Regions from separate parts of the Homo sapiens genome. Here all the other regions are linked to region 4. A link is a contact called in ENCODE Hi-C or POLR2A ChIA-PET data. All regions are on one chromosome and are shown on one strand. The core of a region is the stretch at or near the end of the contact, and the rest is flanking DNA. Distances in the headings are between cores, read along the strand shown.

Region 1 (2,700 bases), core at 131-2,630, 410 kb after region 4:
TACCAAGTTCAACCATCAACATTTACTTCCACCACAGTTCACTTCTGCCCTTCTCTATTTCCATACCCCTAGTCCAGAAGTTCTCAAGCTTTAGGGTACATGATAATCAACTGGAGGAGTTGTTAATATACCTATCTCTGGCTCTCATCCTCAGAGTTTCTTTCTTAAAACTTATTTTTAGAGACAAGGTCTGGCTCTGTCTCTAAAAATAAGGCTAGAGTGCATTTGCAAGATCACGGATCACTGCCACCTTGACCTCCCAGAGTAAAGCAATCCTCCTGTCTCAGCCTCCTGAGTAGCTGGGACTACAGGTGTGAACCATCACACTTATTTTTGTCTAGATGGGGTCTCAGTATGTTGCCCAGGCTGGTCTTGAACTCTTGGGCTCAAGTGATCCTCCTGCCTTGGCTTCCTAAAGTTTTGGGATTACAGGTGCCAGCCATTGTGCCTGGTCTCTCTCAGAGTTTCTGATTCAGTGGGTCTGGGGTAGGGCCTGAGAATTTGCGTTTATAATAAGTTGCTGGATGCTGCTGCTGCTGGTCCAGGGGCCCCACTTTGAGAACCACTTTCTTGGTCTGAGCCATCATCATCACTTATTTGGACTATCACTTTGGCTTCCTAACTAATCTACTTCCACTTTTACCTGCATTCTCCTTACAGCAGCCAGAATGATCTTTCAGAAGTGTAAATCATATCATGTCTTTCCCTGATTAAAACTTTTCAGCGGCTTCTGATCCCCTCCTTAACATGGTCTGTGAGGCCCTGCAAGACTTAGCTTCTGCCAGCTCCACAAACCCACCTCACCAGCTTCAGCTACTCTGCCTTCTGTTCTCCCACCTCTGGAATGCTTGACCTTCTAGGGGAGACTGGCTGGCCCTTTCTCATCCTTGAAGATTAAGCTCAGATATTACCCTCTTCTAAGGCAATCCTTGAACACCCAGTCTGAAGTGGCCTCACCCTTGTTTTTTCCCTTCATTGTAGTTATCACAATATTAATTATCTTATGTATTTGTTATTCTATTTATTGCTGTCTCTTCCACTAAGATTGTAAGTTCCTTGAGGGCAGGGTCCTTGTCTTCTCAGTCTTCCTAGCACCTTCTATAGTGTCTGGCACAGCAGTAAGAACTCAATAAATATTTGGGGAATAAATGTATCTGTATTTGCTTGAAATGGACAAGTGATATGGTTTGGCTCTGTGTCTCCAACCAAATGTCATGTTGAATTGTGATTCCCAGTGTTGGAAGAGGGACCTGCTGGGAGGTGATTGGATCATGGGGGCAGATTTCCCCCTTGTTGTTCTTGTGATAGTGAGTGAGTTCTCATGAGATCTGTTGGTTTAAACACGTGTGGCACTTCCCTCTTTGTGCTCTCTCTCTCACTCTCTCTCTCTTCCTCCCTCCCTCCCTCTCCTCTGCCACCAGATGACGACATACTTGCTTCCTCTTCACCCTTCTGCCGTAATTGTAAGTTTTTTGAGGCCTCCCAACCATGCTTTATGCTTTCTGTACAGCCTGAGGAACTGTGAGTCAATTAAACCTCTTTCCTTCATAAATTACCCAGCTCAGGTAGTTCTTTATAGCAGTGTGAGAACAGACTAATACAACAAGGTTCACGTATTTTTCCTGTAAGGCCCCCAAAGTTCTGCATACATCAGTGGATGCAAATAGATGCTTTGAGGAGGAATATCACCATCTCCAGCTGTCAGGCTGATCGAGTCTGATTGGCACCCACTAGGATTTCCCTTACACATGTAACATGTGGGCTGCTGGAGGCAAAGGTAATGTTTAGTAGACCTCATTCCTCATATCAGATCCAACCTTCCTTGTCATCTCTTCTGACTGTCTTTCTGTTTCTGCTGGTTTGCTCAGAGCCTGTCACTGCAGCACCTAATCAGGCCGATCTCTTTAGCACTGACCTAGTCTGGTGTTGGACTTCTCTCCTTGTTATCAAAACATACCTCCCTCTTTCCTCAGTTCATGAAGTTGGAAGACACTTCTCTGCTACTGTGTGGTGATGGGGGCGTTAGTGGGGTAAACAGTTTAACTGTTTTAACTTCATTCGTGGTTAAGAGGTACCAGGGGCCCTCTGATAATAAAACACAGCTAAGATGTATCTAAGGCTTATAGAAAGCAACAATAAACCATTTTTGACTGTGCAGGAATTTAAGTTTTTATATAAGAATATACTTCATTTTGGATTTTGTACAAAGATTTAACATGTTGAAATTTTAAAATATTATTTGAATAGTAAGGTTGTGAAATCATACAAAGTGAAATTTAAAAGATCCTGAAAAACAAGTTGGAAAATAGCTTTATATTGATCAGCCGAGAGTTTGACATTTGCCTCTTTGACATGGCATATACTGATGCAATAGGAAACATTGCATTACCACACAAAAAAAGTTTATTTACAGACCTCAGAGTTGCATTCAGTAACATTCTTGGCCAAGATCAAAACGTGGAACGTTTTTTCCATTCAGAAAAGCAGAATCACTTAGCCTGAGTCATGACTGCCCACTTTTTCCCATATGGTTGAAATACTGTCTGTTGGCTGAGGTTGACAATTTAAAGACTTTGTGGCTGATTAGTTCTAACTATGGTAGCAATTGAGAAAGGTAACGTTAGGTACTATTAAGAAGGAGATATCTGGCTTGTTGAAAAATACAAATCAAACACTGTAGCAAATATTTGGTAAGGGAGA
Region 2 (2,700 bases), core at 35-2,534, 470 kb after region 4:
AAGAAAGAGGACATGGAAATCTCTGTAGGCCAGGAACAGAGTGAGGAGGCTCAGTATCATGGGGAGGGCCTGGGAAACCTGTGGCCCCTCAGGACACAGAGATTCTGAGCTGGCAGCAGGAGCTGAGCTGAGAACAGAACTGAGCTCACTCCAGGAGCCCAGGACAAGGAGCCAAGTGTGAATGTGGGGCCAGGCCTCTGCTCTTCATTGGTGACTAGAGCTGTAAGAGCTGTGCCTGACTGTCTGGGATGGCAGTGGAAAGAGGCTCCTTCTCCACAGGTCAGGGAGGAAGCAGACTATGGCATGAAGGGGGACCCAGTTCTGTGCTGGGCAGCTTCTTAACTGAAGACTCCAGCTACCCACTGCAGTGCATGGGCATCCATCTGCGGGGGAGGGGCACTGATACACCTGTTCCACCAAGAATGCCCCATCACAGTGCCCTTGACCCAGGCTCCTCAGGAAGCCTCTTGTCTGAGACTTCTCATCTCTTCACCCCACACTGAGGGGCTCCTTGTCCTGCCATTCAGTCTCATTCGCCTCCATGGAACTAGGAACAGCTTTGCTGAAGTCCCTGGAGTGTGGAGGGTCACCTCATTTATCCCATCTCAGAGCCAGACAGTTGACATCATCAGAGTGACCGGGCGTCTTTGGTTGTGCCGACTCCTCTTTGCCATGCGTGGCACCCCCCCGCCCCCCACTCCTCCTGTTATTGTGCCAACCCCAGCAGGGCAATGCCTTGCCCCAGGAAAGGGGAAGCTTTTTCCATAGAGCTGCTTTCCAGCAAAACTGGAACCCTCCTGAGTGAAAGCCCAGTGACCACGCAGCCCACGAGGGCTGGGACCCAGAGTGCGGGACGGGGATTCGTGGTGTATGCCCAGGGCCTTTGGTGCCAGAGGGAAGGATGATGAGGCTGTAGAATTCCTGTTCCCGCTCCTGGGAGAGGGACTGGAGAGGATTCCCTGCGATGGGTTTCTGAATGGCTACCAGAAACAAACAAGCACATCCATCGACAAGCCGTGGTAATTAGAAGGGAAACAACGATAGTGAAGTTACCTTTCTCCATTCATTCCGCAAGCATTTTTGAGTGTTTATTTCTGGCGCAGAGCTATTTTAGGGGCGGGGGGAGAGCATGTGAGGAAGAGGAAAGGGAATTGGTCCAACTCGCCAGCTTGAGAGGGGAGAGGCTGGCGGGGGATGGGCAGTATTAGTGTTTGGTCTGTGGAAGATGAAACGCAGCTCTGCTCTGTGGGCGGGCCTTTGATCTTCCAGTAACTGCTAGAGTAGCAATTAGCATCCTTAATGCTGAGGGGAGTCTCTGAGAAGCCCTTTAGCCTGCTGATCTAGGTTAGTAGATCCGGAAGTGTGGGTGCCTGTGAGCGAGTGTGTGTGTGTGTGTGTGTGTGTGTGTGTGGGAGACAGAGAGAGAGAGAGGGAGACAGAGAGAGAAAGAGAGAGAGACAGAGAGAGAAAGAGAGAGAGACAGAGAGAGAGAGACAGAGAGAGAGAGAGAGACTGAAATGGGTTTATTAGATGTTTGATGTTTCTTCCACAATACAGTTTTTCATATTTGAGAATGATGTGACACCTTCCAAATAAAATTCAGTTTTGTGTAGAAAATTGAATCATCTAAGCACTTACACTGAAAAGTCACAAAGTCCTAAATTTACAGGAAAACAGGACTCGTAAAACTTATAACACTGAGTAAAATATTATGCTCCAGAGCCCCTTTCAGACTTCTGGTCTGGGACAACCCTTCCCTTGTAGCCCCATGGTTCCATCAGCCCCGCGGTTGAGCTCTAGAAGCTGGCTGAATTTAAGTTTCCACTGGGCGATTTTGTGGACCCTATTTCAGTGACTTCACCTTTTTGAACCTCAGTTTCACATCTATAGATGGAGATAACCCGTAGCACAGGGCTAAACTCTCTCATCAGGTTATTTCTTTTTCTTTACTGTTTAAAAATGAGAATTAAATGAAATCATTTCTGTAAAGTACTGAGCCCACTAGAAAAGACCTGAAATAAAGTCTTAGAAGGGAAGTATTAAAAGGGAAGACTTTTTTTCCTTCAACAGCTGCTGAATAGGATGGGGGAATTGGAAGCCAAAAAATTTTAAAACTTAATTTAACTTAAAAATTTAAATAAAATAATTAGCTAGGTGTGGTGATGTGCACCTGTAGTCTCAGCTACTCAGGAGGCTGAGGCAGAAGGATAAATAAATTAATGTTGACACAGATACTATAATATAGACAAAAGAGGGGTGCCCATGATGGATAGCTGGAGAAAGGGAAAGACGATTTCTGTGTAGGGAAGGGGGCTGGAAAAAGAGGAGGCAGGAGAGCAACACAGGGGCTGGGGGGAGACGGGGGAAGGGAGGCATCCCCATGGGTGCCCCAACATCTAATGCTGGGCAATTCTGACCCTCAGCCCACATGCCCTCCCCTTTACCTGCCCTGACTTGGCTGGACCCGGACAGCCCAAGCCCTTCCTCCTCCACCCTGGCCGTATCCAACCCAGGCCAGGTGACTTTCCCTACAGCTCACCTGCTTCCTGTGCCATTCTCATTTCCACAGCCACAGCTCTCAACCCACACTGAGCTGGGGGCCCCATTGGCTCTCCTGAGTCCCTCCACCCATCTGCCCTAGCCCACAATGAATAGCTGCCCTGCTGCAGGCCTGGTGTTCCCTCTGCTTTATTGCATCAT
Region 3 (2,700 bases), core at 165-2,664, 290 kb after region 4:
TAAACTAATGCTAGCCAATACCTGTGTAGAGCTGCAAACTATTTTTCTGCTAGAATTTTAAGAGAACTTTTAAGTTTTGAAAATTGATTCCCATGACACTTCTCTTTCCGTCTTCATAATAGCTGCCAAAAAGTTCAAAACCACATTTATGGCCTGTCTCTAAGAAGTCCTTAAATGGTCTTTCTTGACATCTTTTATTAATTCCTAGCCTCATTTTCTCACTTTTTTGTTGTCTGCTTTAGTGGGGAGTATCTCTGAGGCCAAATTAAAACTTTTTACAATAATACAGGTGTATTATTCAACAGATAGCCTTCATTAAGCCTCAAATATTTATGGGGGCTTCTCTTCCAGACCATCCCTCTTTGATCCATGAGGCAGGAGATATCATGTTTCAACAAGAATTTGTTTCAGTTCACAGAGAAGCTGAAGCAACATCAATTTCTCATACTTGTTTCAATCACATTTGGAATTGATAAGCTAAAATAGAGAAGAGTGCTATGCTAGGAAGCTGGGATCATGAGGAGGTGAGAAGCCACCTTTTTTTTATTTGGGAGCTTGCACTCATGACTTTGGCCAGACCCCAGAAGACACATAAGTTCCCTGTGGTAAAGTATTTATTGGACTATCACCCAATCCTTTCTTCTACATGAGAATATCACTTTGGCAGATGTACACCAAAGCCTTCTCTGGGTATAAGTCTTCAGCCTGCCTTGGATGGATCTTGTCTGCTTCCGTCTGCCTGTGCACACAGGCTGCCAGCCCCACTCCACCCTCCAGTAAAACCTACTTGACTATGTATAGTGCTGGCTTAGAATGACACAGATTTAGGTTCAAGTTTTGCATCCTTTAATGGCTATATGACCCTGGACAAGGTATCAAACTCTATGAGTCTCAGGTACCTCGCCTGACAATTGGGAATAATAAAGAGTCCCTTTTGGGGTTTATGTGAGGATTACATTAATGCTCATAGGGTCCTCGACAAAATGCCTGGCACACCAAAGTCAATGCTCAATAAATATCAGCGATTGGTATTACAATTATGTTATTATAATTCTTTGAGGAACTGCTGGTGGCCAGTGTAAATCCTATGGTCTTTATCTCTCCTGACCCCATCCACAGGCTCATGTGACAATTTTCCCAGGATCATTTCAATTTTCTGCGATCAGAGAGAATGCCAGCCACGGCCCTATGGACCAGGGACAAGATAGCACACCTGAGCAGAAAGAAAGAGGACCACTAGCCTTGGGATAGAATTATCCCTCACTTCACCCTCACTGTCGGCATGTTCAGAGACTAAGTGCTTATAGAACCAGACTCAGGGTTTTCCTGTTAGTCTGAAGAGTGCTTCATCTCTTCTAGGCTTTCACTGGCAGAGCCACAGGATGAGAACACTCTCGGCCCCTTATCACCACCCACATCAGCAACACTGAGGCCAGCATCAGGGTCTTCTGGGCTGTGCGGATTGGGGAGCCGATGATGTAGTTAAGTTTCCTGGAAATACAGGCAGCAATTTCCTGTGGCTTCCTCTGTTTTTGATGTAGAGATGAGCACAGGTAAAAACTAAACACATCAAGGATCAGCGCTTCAGTCGGTGGTGCAAGTGCGGAAAAATACTGTCATTTCCTCACAAACAGATTCAGAAGTGCAAAGTATAAGCCACTTTCCAGAGAGCATGCTCCCCAGCAAGGACCTGTACAGTAGGGCTGTGAGTTGACAGTGAATAGATGGGCATTCCCATGAACTTACTTGCTTACCCAAGTGATCAAGAACCAGAATTTCCATGAAGGTCAATGTTTTGTATAAACCTTAGCCTGAAAAAGCTCTGGTCTGCTCACAGAGCTTCAGTCAAGCCTTCTCCAGAATTTGCAGCCAGGTCAGAAAAAAAGGTCACTTTCAGAAGTGGAAAGCAGTACAAATTTTAGTTAAAATTTTAGATGAACTAAACTGTTTATACAACTATCCTAAAAGATAGTTTAGAATTAAATAAAACAATGTGCACTACATTTGGGAAACAGCCAGGTTCAAAGAAGGTGGTCACAGTGTATTCTTAGAACCAGAATGGAATAAAGAAAATGATACATGTTATGGTTATGATAGCATAACCTGCTGATGAAAGAACAGCAGCAGCAGGATGTACAGTTTGCAAAGGGTCCACTCAAATCAGAGTGAACCCAGATGGTGCTAGAGGCAGCCTAGGGCCAAATCCCACCTTTGGCACTCACTAGCTGGGTGACCTTGGGCAAGTCATTTAAACTTCCATTTCTTCATGTGATTTTGTTTCTCCATCATTGGCTCCCCTTCCTTTGTGAAAAGTTGCCCCTCCCCATACCAACTGGGGCACCCATCATCATAGTCAGCAACCTGACCTAAAGATAGCTCAGGTATAAGACATGGTAAAATCTTTTTTGCTTTAGTCCGTTGCTTGTAACCAAAAAACCAAGACCTTTTTTCGGCTGCAAGCAAAAGAGATTTAACACCTAATTTGCAGAAGTTGCTAGGAGCATTAAACGAAGTCACACAAAGCAAACACAAGAAATGCTGGTTGCATTCATAGAAAGGAAGATTAGTGTGTGGTTAAAAGCAAAGGTATTGAGTCCATCTGCATGGGTTCAAATTCCAGCACCCCTTAGAACAGAGATAAATCACTTAACATCTTTGCTCTCGGTTTCCCAGTCTGTAAAAACAGAGCTAATAATAGTA
Region 4 (2,700 bases), core at 14-2,513:
CTCCTGGTCTCAAGTGATCCGCCCGCCTTGGCCTCCCAAAATGCTGGGCTTACAGGGGTGAACCATGGTGCCTGGCCTGAAATATTTCTTAAGAATAGCAACCAGTGAAAAAGACTGCATGAAAGAGCCCCAAGTGCGGAAGGTGAGCAGCAAACCACTACTCTATCTCAAGAGCCTCCTTGGCACCCATGAGGTGACACAGGCTTGCACCTTTGAGCAGTTTGTCACTCCCCTTCCCGAGGCTCTTGGGGATTCAGCAGCTTCTGGGTTCAGTCTGGTCCTGCTTCAGAAGCTCCTGGAATAAAAAGGTTGTGTGCTGCCAGGCTAAGAGACAACGTGTGGGTTAGCTCAGATTGCTTCATTCTTGTTTACATTCACGTCTGCTCCGGATGAGCCAGCAGATGGCACTACAAACCTAAACTTCCTTCAAGCACTAGCCCAGCCCTGTCTAATACAAACAATACGAGCTACATTTGTGATTTTAAATTTTCCAGCAGCTACATTAAAAGAAGTAAAAAGAAACAGGTGAAATGAGTTTGAATACTGTATGTTATTTAACCCAATAGATAAAAATACTTCCAACATATAGCTAATATAATTATTAATGAGATAGTTTACAGTTTTTTTTTTTTTTGTGCTAAACTTTCCAAATCCAAAGCACATTTTATCCTTACAGCACATCATAATTCAGACTAGCCACTTTCAGGGGCTCAACAGCCACGTGCAGCATGAGGCAAATGGACTGGACAGTGCCACTCTAGGAGACAGAATAAATGGACTCAATGAATCCCAGCAGCCAGAAAAACATATGGGTCTGGGCTGAACTGATCAAAATGCTCTTGGGTGAAGAAACCAACCCCTCGATAGTGTTCAGATGCTGCAGGGTTAAGTCTGTGTTCTTCAAGGGAGTGAGGATGAAGACATTTGATCCTGAGCCCAGGTTTCTCTTTGGTTACATCATTTGCAGGCAGACACGAGTCCCGGCTGCCGGCATGTGTGGCTAGTCAATTCCCGTGCACAAAGGCAAATGTACAAAATGATCATTTGACTTTTCTGTGGTTGGGTGCAAGCTCTTTGTCAGGTTCCATCACAGCTCCGAGCTTGTGCAGTGTGGCATTTACTGAAGGTTCCCAGCAGGTGATCTGATTCAACTTCTACCTGGTGAGCTCTGTCCCATGACACCTGTAAAATTTTGGTCCAAGAAAGCAAAATCGCAGTAGGGCCCATGACACCACTGTCGGCTTGGCCCTGCTCCGACTGCTAAAGACAGGCAGCCAGGACAAACAGTTCCTTGTTATGGGCTCGGGAAAGGCCTTTGTGCACGGGGCTGTGTTTGCACAGGGCTTCTAATGATATGAAAGAATGTTTGATTTCCCTCTTATACCCGTTGGATAACAAACACACTCAGATCCTGCACGGTGTCTCCGGAACACAGAGGTCTGTCTGTTGGAGATGTGGATGTTCCAACACAGCAGAGGTGGTGGCGCTTTGGGGGCTTGTGGAGTTTTCCCTCTGATGACAACAAAGCCATTCTGCTTCTGCTCTAAATGTGTTTACTTACTCTCAGAAAGAAGATATCCCTATAGTTCAGGCCACAGGGAAAGTCAAAAGGATGTCTATACCAAGAGCTACTGTATTTAAATCATCCAGACAGTGAATATAAAACACTAGGGGAATAGGAGGGAGAGTTGCCAAGAAAAAGAAAAAAATCACCAATGCTAGTTTCAAAGTCCTTGAGACAAAAAGCCATACAACACTTCAGCAGAGCTGCTGCAACACAATCTGCTTTTTAAAGAGGGTCAGAGGAAAAGGTAATGGGTCAACTATAGACTTTCTCCCAGGTGAAAAAAACCCCAACTCACTCTTGTTTCTCTTTACAAGTCTTGGTTCCCCCTCTAGCAAGGGAGGACTTATGTTCACTGACATGCGGGGGTCTCTGAGGTGTTCTCAGACAGGCACCGGGTCGGGGTGGGTGGGAACTTGACCACATCCAAGTTGTTTCTTGAGTAATAAGTTCCAAGCCAAGAACATCTTGTCTGGAAATAAGGAGTAGCCACTGACTGTTTGGTCCCGTGGAGGACATGCCTCTCCCAGGCTCTCGGCACTCAAAACATTCCTCAAATGGGGCTGAGGAGTCAGAGAAGGCCAACAGACCTTGGAAAGCGGAAACACATCAAGAAGGTTGAGGCCCACCTCTTTTCCTTCTAGATAATTATTCTGAGCCAAACAGGCCCAGTTGGGCTTAACATCTTATTAACTGTCCCTCCACACACTTGCTCCTCCAGGATCTCACTTCCCAGCAGTGGCTTGGTTTCCTAAAGAGTCCCAACAGCCAATGTGATGAGGTGAAGAGTCCTGTGGACTGTCGCCATCCCCACTAGTTATACTCAGCCACCCACACACAGCTCCGGACACACAGGCTGCATATAAGGGGAAGGGCACGAGGGATTCATGGGCGCCACTCTTTAGCCAGGGGTCTACCACTTTGGTTCTCAGTGGAGAATCGGAGAATCAGGGCAGCCACTGAGTCAGCAGGCCAAGGGCCAAACAGGGCACCAGAGGCCTGTGCCACAGTTGGCACAATAAGCTGCTGTTGATTTTATTCAGCCCAGCAAAGTGTTGACTCTTCCCCCTCTGGAACACGACAGGAGCAGCAGGACCGAGGTGGGTTTTTAGCACGGTACCTGCCCTGTCCTGCTA
Region 5 (2,700 bases), core at 167-2,666, 310 kb after region 4:
GCTTGAATTTAAAAAGCGAATCCTGTTTAAATTTTGGGCAAATCATCTAACATATCCTCTTTCCTTTTGCAATCTACACTAAGAATACTATTTTTTTTTCCAGTTTAAGAAAAGTTGACCTACCAAAGCCAGAACTGCTAAATAATTACAAAACAGTTGTTTTAGAAATCACTTCACCCTCCGAAAGGAGTCAACTTTCCATGTATACTTAAAATCACTCATAAAAATGGATTTACCATTTAAGAAATAATTTTCAAACACACATGTAGTTTGTCAAATGAAGCCTCACTGTTCATTCATTCATTCATTCATTCATTCGACAGATATTGATTGAGCCCTGTTATGGGCCAGATGCTGATTGTGGCACTTGTGATACAGCAGTGAACAGAAGAGTCTAAACTCCCTGCCCCAATGGTGCTTGCATTCCTGTGTTACGTCCACACAGCTGTGTAACTGACTCTGAAGAAAAATGAGCTTTTAAAACATAATAAACATTTCAGTTTTGCCAGATGAAAAATTCTAAAGATTTGTTACACTACAATGTAAATATAGCTAATATTACTGAGTTATATACTCAAAAATGGTTAAGAGAATAAATGTGTTCATTTAACCAAAAATTTTTTTAAATGAAAAAAATAAGCATAACAAACATTTACTGAGTACTTACCATGTTAGGCAGAGCATCATCTCATTTAATCACAACAACCTTAGCAGGAAGGCACTATTATTATTCTGTTTTACAGATGGGTACACTGAGGCACAAAGAGGTTAAACAATTTATCCAGGATCACATATCCAAGGGATAGAGCTGAGATATAGGCCCAAGTAATCTGATACCAGCAACTTGTCTCCTAACTCCATACAAAAAGTTTCAAAGATAATACTATTTTCAGTTGGAACTACAGTTAATAATACAAAAATAGTAATAATAATATAGTACAAGGAATAATAATCAACTTTTTTTTTTTAATCCTGATGATTTGTAACCCAACTTACTGTCCTTTTGATGGCCATTTTTTCCTAAAAACCTCAGTGTTGAACAAACTGCTTTCAACCACTTCTCTGTAAGCCATAATATTCTTTTCCTTCAAATGGAAATAAAGAAAAATCACACAGGATGGTTTCTTTTAGACAAGATCAGGCACGTTCAGGGTGGTGTGGCCATAGACGCGGATGGTTTCTTTTAAAACAGACATTACTGAAACTGTAAATATTTTTAGCCTTTTGTACTTTTCATCCAGCAGCTTAACTGAGAATGATATAGAAACATTTAAAAATAGCCACTCAGTACTCTGAAAACCATTAGTTTAGCACATACCCAGCACCTGCTTGACACATCTTAATCAACACTCTTTTGCTAGTCATATTAAAAAAAGAGAGAACCCTTTTGCTTTCAGAATTTTTTCCCTTAAAAAACGTATGTGTCACCAGGGTATTTTGCCCTCTCTCTTTCTAACTTAGAGGGTAACACCTGGAGTAAGTCATGGGTGACTAATGAAGATGCAACTTTCCCCTCAGCATGATATACTTCACAGGATGGAAGTAAAAGCTTCTAATAGGAGCATTTATTACAATTGTTAGGATTGTAATGGAAAGTTAATTTTGTTTTATAGTTTGTAGAAATGATTCAGGATGATATGAGAACACTTTCTATAAACCTGCACTGATAAAAGGAAGATGATAGTGATGACACATGATATACTTTCTGAGTTGTTTTTCCAGGGGTGGGAAAGTTCAATCCACAGATTTCAAGACAGAAAGAAGAAAGGAAAGGAGAAGGAAGGAAGAAAGAAAACAAAATTTTTTTTAGAATTGACTATGCTCAAATACACTGTGCTTTTTAGCATCAAACTTTCAACCATGGTCTGAGCAGCACTATGTTGTAACAAAACTGGAGTAGCCAGCCTGAGCAAACATGAACATCACAATATTTTAAAGTTCAAATAACATAAGGCACCAGTTTTAAGACTGCCCGGGTATCCTTTTTAGCAATACAAAGATTCACACAACTTGGTGACAGACAGCTTTTCCCTCCAGCCAAATCTGATGAAGACTTGATAATATCACCTGCCATAATCAAAATTCCTGGGCACATGGGAAGGTCTCTGACTCAAATCAAAGAGAGCTTTGGGCCCCAAAGCTATGGGCCCCACAGCTATGGGCTACCAAAGAAAGGTTATAACCAGGCTCCAGTGTAAACCATTTTGTTTCTTTTAACAGTTTTAGATCTTCTAAAGTATATGAGATGATATTAATAAAATTTAAATTTCCTGCTAAATTTTTTTAGTCTCTTTCCTTAAAAGTAAAACTTACAATGATCAGAAAGCATGCTTTCTTCTGGCTTTATCATTCAACTTCCCAGGCAAAGATGATCAACAGCAACACTCTTATCTAAAGCAAAAGTAATGGATATGATTATCACTCTGGACAGAAAGTCTGTATTTGCCCATTTTTATCAATGATTGAGACAATGATCCAGAAGCTGTATTGGTACAAAAACACAACACCAGGGATGCCAGAAACAGGATTACAAAAGTTCTCACAAGGTTAAAAATAGACCAAAATGAATATAGTCAAGTTTACTAGGCTCAAATGTGAGGTCCTGTATGGTCAGTACATGGAGGTCCAGCAGCCTCTTGATTCAATACAGGCAGTGTGATGGGTTTGCAAAAATGTACTCTTAGGCTGCATTAATAAAGA

The links. Hi-C counts contacts between places; a loop is a spot of excess contacts on that map. ChIA-PET counts read pairs that join two places held with the same protein, here RNA polymerase II (POLR2A). Pooled maps may share reads with other maps.
Region 1: a loop to region 4 is called in a pooled map, with 3 times the contacts of the local background. The contact joins two enhancer-like sites. A Hi-C loop is called at or near these places in 1 of 168 maps with a recorded cell type or tissue (PC-3), 1 of 37 single-sample maps with no recorded cell type and 6 of 50 pooled maps. POLR2A ChIA-PET finds 5 or more read pairs at or near these places in 3 of 52 experiments (AG04450, Panc1 and activated CD4-positive, alpha-beta T cell).
Region 2: a loop to region 4 is called in a pooled map, with 3 times the contacts of the local background. The contact joins two enhancer-like sites. A Hi-C loop is called at or near these places in 1 of 168 maps with a recorded cell type or tissue (ovary) and 6 of 50 pooled maps. POLR2A ChIA-PET finds 5 or more read pairs at or near these places in 3 of 52 experiments (CD4-positive, alpha-beta T cell, activated CD8-positive, alpha-beta T cell and activated CD8-positive, alpha-beta memory T cell).
Region 3: a loop to region 4 is called in a map of naive thymus-derived CD4-positive, alpha-beta T cell, with 3 times the contacts of the local background. The contact joins two enhancer-like sites. A Hi-C loop is called at or near these places in 1 of 168 maps with a recorded cell type or tissue (naive thymus-derived CD4-positive, alpha-beta T cell) and 8 of 50 pooled maps. POLR2A ChIA-PET finds 5 or more read pairs at or near these places in 2 of 52 experiments (activated B cell and activated CD4-positive, alpha-beta T cell).
Region 5: a loop to region 4 is called in a pooled map, with 3 times the contacts of the local background. The contact joins two enhancer-like sites. A Hi-C loop is called at or near these places in 6 of 50 pooled maps. POLR2A ChIA-PET finds 5 or more read pairs at or near these places in 2 of 52 experiments (activated CD4-positive, alpha-beta T cell and activated CD8-positive, alpha-beta memory T cell).

The regions. Positions count from the first base shown.
Region 1 is chr6:90,349,476-90,352,175 of GRCh38, forward strand. All of the region lies in intron 5 of LOC105377891 (a long non-coding RNA gene), which reads left to right. Among named protein-coding and RNA genes, the nearest start is that of MIR4464, 38 kb to the left of the region's middle. Within about 2 kb of position 1,381, at least 4 of the 41 ENCODE cell types and tissues checked have a DNase peak (open chromatin) inside an H3K27ac peak, as active enhancers do.
Region 2 is chr6:90,412,772-90,415,471 of GRCh38, forward strand. No RefSeq gene overlaps it. Among named protein-coding and RNA genes, the nearest start is that of MIR4464, 100 kb to the left of the region's middle. RefSeq lists enhancers at 47-988, 989-1,930. Within about 2 kb of position 1,285, at least 2 of the 41 ENCODE cell types and tissues checked have a DNase peak (open chromatin) inside an H3K27ac peak, as active enhancers do.
Region 3 is chr6:90,232,662-90,235,361 of GRCh38, forward strand. All of the region lies in intron 3 of BACH2 (BACH transcriptional regulator 2), which reads right to left. Among named protein-coding and RNA genes, the nearest start is that of BACH2, 63 kb to the right of the region's middle. Within about 2 kb of position 1,415, at least 3 of the 41 ENCODE cell types and tissues checked have a DNase peak (open chromatin) inside an H3K27ac peak, as active enhancers do.
Region 4 is chr6:89,940,233-89,942,932 of GRCh38, forward strand. The region is part of intron 7 of BACH2 (BACH transcriptional regulator 2); the gene reads right to left. Among named protein-coding and RNA genes, the nearest start is that of GJA10, 47 kb to the left of the region's middle. Within about 2 kb of position 1,264, at least 11 of the 41 ENCODE cell types and tissues checked have a DNase peak (open chromatin) inside an H3K27ac peak, as active enhancers do.
Region 5 is chr6:90,250,200-90,252,899 of GRCh38, forward strand. BACH2 (BACH transcriptional regulator 2) reads right to left here. Exons shown (of 9, transcript NM_021813.4): 3 at 2,314-2,391. Among named protein-coding and RNA genes, the nearest start is that of BACH2, 45 kb to the right of the region's middle. RefSeq lists an enhancer at 1,396-1,485. Within about 2 kb of position 1,417, at least 3 of the 41 ENCODE cell types and tissues checked have a DNase peak (open chromatin) inside an H3K27ac peak, as active enhancers do.